Linked DNA regions of Homo sapiens: region 2 is linked to region 1. The links are chromatin loops, found by intact Hi-C in ENCODE. Cell type or tissue: chondrocyte. All regions are shown on one strand. Region 1 overlaps EMSY (EMSY transcriptional repressor, BRCA2 interacting). Region 2 has its middle 50 kb from the start of THAP12.

Region 1 (5,000 bases):
CTCCAAACAGGAATTAAAAGCTAACTACATGAGTCTGTTGTAGTTTCTTACAAATCCAGTAACTCAGAAAGGCTATTCCTAAATTAAGCATCAATAGCCTTAGGGAGAATGAAAAAAAAATGACTAAGATAACATCATCTTCACTTGAAGAAATCTTTCATGATAATCAAATTCACGGACCACTTTGATAGCCATTTTCAATACTCGCCTCCTCCCCCCCCCCAAAAAAATGCTTTTACCAAGTTATTCACCTTTGAAAAATACAACCATTACCCAAAAAGGGAGAACGGGAGGAACAATAAGTAGAATTAGTTTATATTGGTTATAAGCATACATCTGAATGAAAAAAAAAAAAAACCCACAAAACTAGTGCAAAGTAAATATGCTATATGGATACATAGTTTGAATTTGGCAAATTACATCTGGAAAAATTTCAAATTAAGTTTTTGTTAAAAAAAGAAACACTTATTATAACACAGACACATAAATAGACAAAATATTATTCTTCACTACTTTTCCATAACATGAAGAATCATATATGCATAACACTGTTATCTATTTAGAAAAGTTTAGGGGAAGTATGATAAAAATACTAAAGAATAATAGTGTTTAAAAGCACAGGCTTTGCATAGAGACAGAAGGTAGAATGGTGATGCCAGGGACTTCAGAAAGTGGGGAAATGAAGCATTATTGTTGAATGAACACAGAGTTTCAGTTTCGGAAGATGAAAACGTTTTGGAGATAGATGGTGTTGATGGTTATACAACAATGTGAATGTACTTAAGGCCAATGAACTATATATTTGAAAATGGTAAATTTCATGTTATATATATTTTACTGCAATTTAAAAAACAAAAGAAAGCACAGGTTTTGGAGTCAAACTGGTTCAATCCCCAGTTCTGCCTCTTTTTGGCTACATGACCTTGGGGAAGTTGCTGAAAATGGAGATAATAAAGCCTAAAGGATATGAAGTGCAATGTCTGTAATGACCTTTACACACTGGCCAATAAATGACAGCTTATAAGCTTGAGACAGGTATCATTTTACACTATTTAAATTCTGTCATCTAAATACTAGCCATCCTCAAAAAGTTTGGTTAAAGAGTCATACATTTAAAATAACGGTAATGGCTAATTATAATATTAATAGTGACAACTATTGAGCACTATGCCGGGGACTTTCTACATACCTGATTTCATTTAGTACTTATAATAACGTTATGGCATAGGTATTATTATCCCATTTAAATAAACAAGGAAAAAAACAAAAACAAATAAACAAAGAAAAACATTTAGAGAGATTAAGTAATCTGCTCAAGGTCACATTTTAGATAGTGTTACTATCCAAAATGTTCAACACTGTCACTTCCTCCAGCATATGCTGGTTGCTTGCCTATCAGGGCACAATACCATTCTGTGCTTCCCTCAGTCTCAGTAACGCTTACTAAACTGTAATGTAACATATACTCTTCTCAACTTCATCAGAGTGAAATCCTTGTGGGTTGGGACTGTTTTAATTCATTCAGCAAATCCTGACTGAGCACCTACTTACAGACTAGCTCTATATATGTGGTAAATAAAAAGGATATGGTCCCTTACGCTCACAGAGCTTATGGTCCAATAAAAGGAACAATATCAAACAAATCAATATACAACTAGATACCTAAGAAATTATGGGAAGTGCTATAAAGGAAAAGAACAAAGGATCATTAGAAAGAATAACAAAAGAAAGTTAACGTCAGGGCAGTCAGTAGGGGTGTGAGAATCAAGAAAGGCCTCTTTGAAAAACTGTCCCATTAATCTCTATATCCCAAGTGTCAAGCATATTGCTGGTACAGAGAAACTGTTTGATGAATGTATGATGAATAAATGAACTGATGCTCAAGAGAACTTACCAGTAGGAGTGGTTACCAGTTTAGTTGTCATAATTGCACCATTACTGCTAACCACCATAATAGGGGAATTGCTACTGGTGGGTAGAGTTGCTGTCACTGGTTTGGGTAAGATTTTACTTGGTTGAACCTGTTGTGTGATGATTTTAACACCTTTGAAAGAAGAAAGATAAATCTCAGCACAAATTATTTTTAAATACATGTCCCTTATACCAACCCAAGAGGGCAGTAGTCACACACATTTACTCAGTCTTGTCTAAAGAGAAGTTTTTTTTAATACTGATGAAACTCTAAACTTTTATTCCTCAAATTCCTATCTTTCTTAGTTTATTTCTCATTTCAGAAATGCAACTAAAACATTGCATTAACAAACTTCATAAAGAAAAACAAATCTTTTGTCTATGATTGTGTTATACAAGAGCTTTCAAACCAAATTATCCACTGGACTTGACTTTACAGGCAAATAATCCTTTCCATACAAATACTTAGGATGAAAGGACTAGCATAAGAGGTCAGAAACAAAAGGTAATGTGCTTTTATGTATCCCCAACTTCGCCAAAATATTCACACAACTCCTTAAACTTACATAAAAGCTGTTGAAAATTATAAAGACAAAGAACATTTTTTGTTTGAATTTTTTAACTGCCTTCTTTTAAAATAATTTTTAATAGCTCACTTTGTCAAATACAGGATACAAAAAAAGATACATTATTATTCTACCTACACAAAAAAATGTGTGTGGACAAGAACTTGAAGGTGATAGGCAAAAATAAAACTAAAGTGCTAGGGTGGTGATTTATGGTTTTTTTTTTTTTTACATTTTCTAAATTTTTCTTTATAATGCCATAATTGTTACATTGACTTTCCAAATGTAAACATTCTTTTAACCCTTTTCCCATTTAGAAAAAAAAAAAGTGTAGCTTGCTGCCTGCATTCATTTAATTTTATATAAACATGCTCTTTGAGGCTGAAACAAATCTGAGTGATTTTCAATGTGAAAATAAAATATAAAAACTGTTTTTGAGAACTATGTTAACATCACACATAGGAATGCTAGCTTCTAGGATTTGACATTTTCAGCAATTGAGAATTACTATATTTTGTAAACGGAAATACCACTACTAAAAACAGAATGCTATAAATAGAATAATGTCTTTTGTTTCCAAAGTCAATATACTAGAGCAATGCAAAAATAATAATCAAAGCAAGATATTTCCTGGCAAAGTTATCTTGGGGTAAATGCTACAGCTGCAAGCACCACCAGCAAGTATTCTCGGGGTAAATGAGAAAAGGGTTAAAATAAAATTTCCTATGCCAACTATAAATTTAAATTGGTAGCTAAGGAAGGAAATTTTTGGTAACACTCTTTCCCCACTACTATCTTCACTGAAATAATTCATGAGTTAAAATATGTTGTTATAGACAACTAAGAATTATATTACTTTTTGAGATGGTGATTTAGGTTAAGACATTAGGAAGCAAACAGATCTATTTATTTAATAGCCTTACATAATTTTAAATTTCTTGTAGCCAACAAAGTTGTTAAAATTATGACATCTAAGTATATAATTAGACAGGCTACATAATCTCTGTGACTCAGTCTCCTCATCCATAAAATAATGATTCTATTAGTATATACCTCATAAGGCTGTTGTTAAGATTAAATAAATCACAACTGTAAAGTTCATAATGAACAGTAAAAATTCAGTAATTATTATGGAAATTTTAAGATTCTGATTATAATAAATCTTAAGCACTGAGGTTTGTGGGGGGAATAATTTCTAGTATTTATTTCATTAGTGAATTACAGTTATTATTATTTTATTATTATTATTATTTTGAGATGGAGTCTCACTCTGTCTCCAGGCTGGAGTACAGTGGTGCAATCTCAGCTCACTGCAACCTCCACCTCCTGGGTTTAAGTGATTCTCCTGCCTCAGCCTCCCGAGTAGGTGGGATTACAGGGGCCTGTCATCATGCCCGGCTAATTTTTTTGTATTTTTAGCAGAGACAGGGTTTCACCATGTTGGCCAGGCTGGTTTTGAACTCCTGACCTCAAGGGACCCACCAGCCTTGGCCTCCCAAAGGGATTACAGGTGTGAGCCACCAGACCCGACCACAATTAAGTAATTCTTAAAGCACATATAAAAAGGAGCTTCTAAAGAAATAAGCACACAGAGAAAAAATTAAGATAATCTTAAAATGACTTTGCTCAATTATATGCAAATAAGTTTAAAATCTGGATCAAATAGGTAATTTTCTAGGAAGTTATTACTTATCAATATTGACCCCAGAAAAGAGAAAAAATGTAAATAGACAAATTTCCACAGATAAAAATTTCAGGAGCTGTACCCCTTTGCCAAAAAGTAGCAGGCTCAGATAGTTGCATTGGAGAATTCTACAGTCTCTTAAAAAGAAAGTAATTCCAATGTACTTAAAGCCATTCCAAATATTGATATCTGGCACGGCGGCATCGGCTCTGCTGGCCCCCTAACCCAGTGAAGCTGGTAAAAATTATAAAACCACCATTGAAAGGGTCCAGAAATCGTGCCAAGGGCAAATAATAAATGAAAAAACATCTACTCAATAAAATCTCAAAAAATTCATTGAGAAAGGCAAAATCTGTGGTATTTAAACCAAGAGCATTTCCTCCTTCCCCACTACTAGCTCAGCAAGGGGTACATTCCATTCCAGATGGCTGCAGTGAAGAAGAACTCGGGATTCCTTCTCTGCCAGCTCCCAGTTGAAAGGTTTTCTTCTCAGGAGAAACCAGACTTCAGATTATATCATCCTGCACTCAGCTACCTACTACTAAGGCTAAGTTCTGGGCAAGAGCAGTATGGATGTGAGAGCTCTCTTATTCTGCCCAGCCCCCAGTTTGTGGACAAAGCTCTACCTTGGGCACAGTACCACTGAGTATACTGAAGTACTGATAGCCCTTGCCCTGGCTTGTGAGGCAGTGACTCCACCACCAAGCGAGGCAAACTGTGAGGACCTTTGGCTGCTCCCCAACCCCTTACCCCGACTCTGTGAGCACTCAGTGCGTAAAGCAGGGGTCTGTCAGAGAAGTCTGTCACTTACCCCACCCTAGATACTTCCTATTTCTGCA
Region 2 (5,000 bases), 180 kb after region 1:
CTACAGGCATGTGCCACCAAACCCAGTTAAGTTTTGTATTTTTGGTATAGACGGGGTTCCACCATGTTGGCCAGGCTGGTCTCAAACTGCTGGCCTCAAGTGATCCTCCTGCCTCAGCATCCCAAAGTGCTGGGATTATAGGCATGAGCCACCACAAGCAGCCTGTAAATGATTTTGAAAAAATAATATTTTGTGACACATGAAAAGTATACAAAATTTAAGTTTCAACATTTGTAAATAAGATTTTATTGGAACACAGGCATACCCATCCGTTTACGTTTGTTTATGACTGCGTTTGAGCTGCAGCAGCATTGTGGATTAGCTACAATGAGACCATATAGTCTGGGTATGGTGGCTCAACGCCTGTAATTCCAGCACTTTGGGAGGCTGAGGCAGGTAGATCACTTGAGCCCAGGAGTTCAAGAGACTGTATAGTCCTCAAGCCTAAAATAGTTACTGTCTATCCTTTACAGAAAAAGGTTGCTGACCTCTGCTTTAAACAATGCTGCAACAAATATCTTTCCCCATTACTGCAAACATGTAAGTAGATCTCTCATAAATAGCCCATTTGGTCTAAGCCAATCTGAGAGACATAGCTCAAAAAGCACATTTCACCGATTTTAGTTAATTTTTCTTTTATTATAAGTGAAGTTAACTAAGCATCTTTTTAAACACATAAAAGTGTTGGGCCATGTGTGGTGGCTCACACTTGTAATCCCAGCAATTTAGGAGGCTGAGACAGGAGGATAATTTGAGCCCAGGAGTTCAAGACCAGCTGGGTAACATGGTGAGACTGCTATCTCTACTAAAACTACTACCCAGGCGGGGTGTGGTGGCTCACGCCTGTAATCCCAGCATTCTGGGAGGCGGAGGCAGGAGGATCACTTGAGGTCAGGAGTTCAAGACCAGCCTGGCCAACATGGCAAAACTCCGTCCCTACTAAAAATACAAAAATTAGCCAGATGTAGTGGCGGGCACCTGTAATCCCAGCAACTCAGGAGGCTGAGGCAGGAGAATCGCTTGAACCCAGGAGGTGGAGGTTTCAGTGAGCCGAGATTGTGTCACTGCACTCTAGCCTGAGTGACAAGAGCGAAACTCCATCTCAAAAATAAAATAAAATAAAATAAAATAACTACCCGGTGTGGTAGCACATGCCTGTAGTCCCAGCTACTAGGGAGGCTGAGGCAGGAGGATTGCTTGAATCTGGAAAGTCAAAGCTTCAATTAGTCATGATTGTTCCACTGCACTCCAGCCTGGGTGACAAAGTGAGACCCTGTCTCAAAAAAAAAATTATATACATATATTTATATGTGTGTGTATATATATATATCATGTGTGTGTTTCCTCTTTTCTGTAAAATGTTTTTTTCAATTTGATAAAGAATATGGGCCAGGTGTGGCGGCTCACGCCTGTAAACCCAGCACTTTGGGAGGCCACGGTGGGTGGATCACTTGAGCCCAGAAGTTCGAGATAAGCCTGGGCAACATAGCGAGATCCTATCTCTACAAAAAGTTTAAAAATTAGCCAGGCATGGCTGGGTGCGGTGGCTCACACCTGTAATCTCAGCACTTTGGGAGGCTGAGGTGGGTGGATCACAAGGCCAGGAGATCGAGACCATCCTGGCTAACACGGTGAAACCCCGTCTCTGCTAAAAATACAAAAAATTAGCGGGGCATGGTGGCGGGAGCCTGTAGTCCCAGCTACTTGGGAGGCTGAGGCAGGAGAATGGTGTGAACCCAGGAGGCGGAGCTTGCAGTGAGCCGAGATCGCAACACTGCACTCCAGCCTGGGCGACAGACTCTGTCTCAAAAAAAAAAAAAAAAAAAAATTAGCCAGGTGTGGTGGTGCGTGCCTGTAGTCCTGGCTACTCAGGAGGCTGAGGTGGGAGGATCACCTGAGCCTGGAAGGTTGAAGCTGCAATGAACTGTGATCATGCCACTGCACTCCAGCCTGAGCAACAGAGTGAGACCCTGTCTCCAAAAAAAACAAAAAATATGAGCAAAAGTATTTTTCTTATTGCTTTACAAAAACAAGGGGGAATTAGCATTTTGTGTCTTGCATCCAAATGTTTTCTCCATTTGTTACTTGACTGACTTTTTTTTTTTTTTTTTTTCATGTAATAATGCTCACCTTGTCAGTGAAGGGAAGGTGGGTCCAGGTGCTGACAGTGAAGGGGATGGGGGACCTTGGCCAGGCAGACAATACTTGTTTCTGGATCCCCTACCTTGTTCCCAGCCCTGTCCCAGGCACTGGGGTCCAGCGGTGAGTGAGGCGGGCGGAGGCTCTGCCATCATGGCAGTGATGGGTAAGCAGGGCAGTACTAAGCGCAGGTGTTACAGGGACACCTCCCCAGCTGGACCTGAAGAATGAAGAGGGACTACCCAGGGGTCCGGGCTGCAGCGGGAGGATTCTGAGCAATAACTCGTACAAGGTTAGATCTTGGAGAGACAGAGGTTTCAGAGTGCAGGTTCTTGGAGCCTAAGCTCTACTGAGTGGTGATGAAGCACCTGGTATGGCCACACATGAAAGGCAAGGACAGGAGTCCCAGGAGTCTCGTCAAGTCTCTGAGGTGCACAGAAAGCTGCCCTGTGAGGGTCTAGAGAGTTTCACCTCTTTGTATGGAGGAGCAAAGTACCTCTCAGGGCTGCAGCTACCCTGCCAACAGACTTAAACTAGGGTCTGAGGGTTTAGAATTGGCCAGGGCGGAGGTGAAGCATTGCTCCGCACCAGGAACAGCAAAGGGCGTGAGGACAAGTCTGGCCTCTCTTGCAACGAAGACCTCTCCCTGCCCTTCCACAGCCCTAGCCTCCACTTCAGTTCTACCTCTCCAGAGTATCAAAGGGAGAGACAACTATGCCTGCAAAGACCAAGCGGCAGCCTGGGAGGGGAGGAGGGGGCTGGAGGGAGATGTGGCTAGAGGGTGAGACCAGCCCCTCAGGCCTTTAACATCAGGCTAAGCCAGCAGCCTACCAGCTGCTCCCCTGCCCAAAGCACCACCCCCAGAGCTCCCTGCAGGCGATGACAAGGATGAAGTGGGGAGGCAGGGGGAGAGTCAAGAGCTCACAAAGGTTCTGCTGTGCTTGACCAGGGCCTCCGCCAGAGCCAGATTGTTTGCTTGCTTGGAGGGAAGGATCTGATTTAAAAAGGTGGTGGCCCTGGGGTTCAGGGCCAGGCCTGCTGGCTGCCATCCTACACAGCAGCCCCACTCCAAACTCTCCATCCTGGGGCCCCCTCATTCCTCTTTACTTTGGTGTTCCCAGTTAGACCCAAGTAGGACTCCACAGCTTTGGGCAGAGGACTTACAAAGCAGCAGGGGCCAGTGCTCACACTTGGGACTCTAGATCACTGGGGGACCTGCAGGACCAGCCTGCTGGGGACTTCATGGAGAAGGAGGTGCGTGGAGGTGGCCCTTCACTGAGCACCTGCTGTATGCTGGGCATTGGGCAGGGCACTTCGTTTATGGGGTTCCCTTTTCATCCTTTAAGCAACAGTAGGTATTATTGTCTCCATTTTACAGACAAGAAAAGAGAGTCCTAGAAAGGCTAAGGGGACTCGCCCAGGTTTACACAGTGAGTCAGTGGTAGGGCTAGAATTCTAACTCAGGTTGGCCCCACCTGTGAATCTAATCTGTGCTTAACCCCTACACTGCTTTGTGCAGGACATAACCCTGTCTTGCACATGTCTGGCACAGAGTGAAGGTCCCATCATGTTGACTTTATCATGCACTTTCTCAGCTGGAGCTGTGGGCCTCACAGCAGCCCTTCGGGGTCAGTAATGCTTCTCTCGCTTTCATGATGTGGAGGCTCAAGCTTGCAGAAGTTGAGCAACTTGCCCAGGGTCACACAGCTAGTCGCAGAGGGTCAGGGAAGTCGGGGAAGTTCAAAGAAATGTGGAGTAGAGTGGGTTTGCCCAAGGAATGACAGGAATGTTCAAGGAACTGAAAGCTGGAAGTGTCTGCGGAAGCTGCAGATCTGCCGGCAAGCAGTGGGGCTGCTTATGGAGTAGTGAGCCCAGGCCCTGGAGCGGGGTCCTGGGGGACTCTCACTCAGCAGAAGAGCAGCCATCAGACACCTGGGCTTGGGACGCCTGCCTGGTCCCTTGTGTTACTTGGAAATGTCAGCAAGAAGGGCCCTTCACCGGGCATGTTTCTCTTCTGTCAGATGAGGGCTGTTAAATGAGGTCTTTGATTTTACTGTTCAGCAGTGGCATCTTTCTTTAAAATAGTCTTGGCCAGGCATGGTGGCTCACACCTGTAATCCCAGCACTTTGGGAGGCTGAGGCAGGTGGATCACCTGAGGTCAGGAGTTCGAGACCAGCCTGGCCAACATGGTGAAACCCCCGTCTCTACCAAAAATACAAAAATTAGCAGGGCATGGTGGCGTGTGCCTATAGTCCCAGCTACTCTGGAGGTTGAGGCAGGAGAATCGCTTAAACCCAGGAGGTGGAGGTTGCAGCGAGCCGAGATCGCGCCACTGCACTCCAGTCTGGGTGACAGAGTGAGACTCTGTCTCAAAAAAAAAAAAAAGTCTTAAGCTGAACTTTATTCATTCGCCCATTCAACAAATATTGAGACTTTCAAGGCACCTGAAACATATGGTTGACCAGACTTCTTCCTGCTTTGAGTGTCTCTGACTTGTGTTACAGAAATTAAGGGTCCCTACCCCTCCACTCAGGGTAGGAATGGGGCCACCTGGGCTGCTATGGGCCCATGCCCTCATTTGGGAGCTCCTTAACCATGGTGCTCCTCTGAAAGGTTCCCTGTCAGAGCTGAGTATATTCATATACTCACAATTGGCCATTTCACAGATTGGGTGGGAAGGCCCAAAGAGTGGGCCAAACCCTGGGTCCCCTGAAGCAGCCTCTTTGTGGCATCATTCATCAAAGAGGCTTTGTGCAATCGGAGGAAACTGGGCGTGTCCATGAGGAGAGAGAAGCAGCGAGGAGGCAAGAGTGAGCAAAGCCCACCAGGCGGGAAAGAGGCCCATTTTGCAGAAGCCAAC

The links. A loop is a pair of places that touch in the nucleus more often than their neighbours do. Peaks named below come from ENCODE experiments on the same cell type or tissue, not always from the same donor. Only the 100,000 strongest peaks of a DNase experiment are listed, where the experiment ranks them.
Region 2: a loop joins it to region 1, with 2.6 times the contacts of the local background. A loop is called at or near these places in 11 of 110 quality-filtered maps.

Annotation. Positions count from the first base shown.
Region 1 is chr11:76,510,430-76,515,429 of GRCh38, reverse strand. EMSY (EMSY transcriptional repressor, BRCA2 interacting) reads right to left here. Exons shown (of 22, transcript NM_001300942.2): 11 at 1,895-2,044. Among named protein-coding and RNA genes, the nearest start is that of EMSY, 68 kb to the right of the region's middle. In chondrocyte, CTCF peaks have their summits at 1,922 and 2,128; no DNase peak of the experiment used is centred here.
Region 2 is chr11:76,328,148-76,333,147 of GRCh38, reverse strand. No RefSeq gene overlaps it. Among named protein-coding and RNA genes, the nearest start is that of THAP12, 50 kb to the left of the region's middle. In chondrocyte, no CTCF peak of the experiment used is centred here; a DNase peak (open chromatin) is centred at 2,297.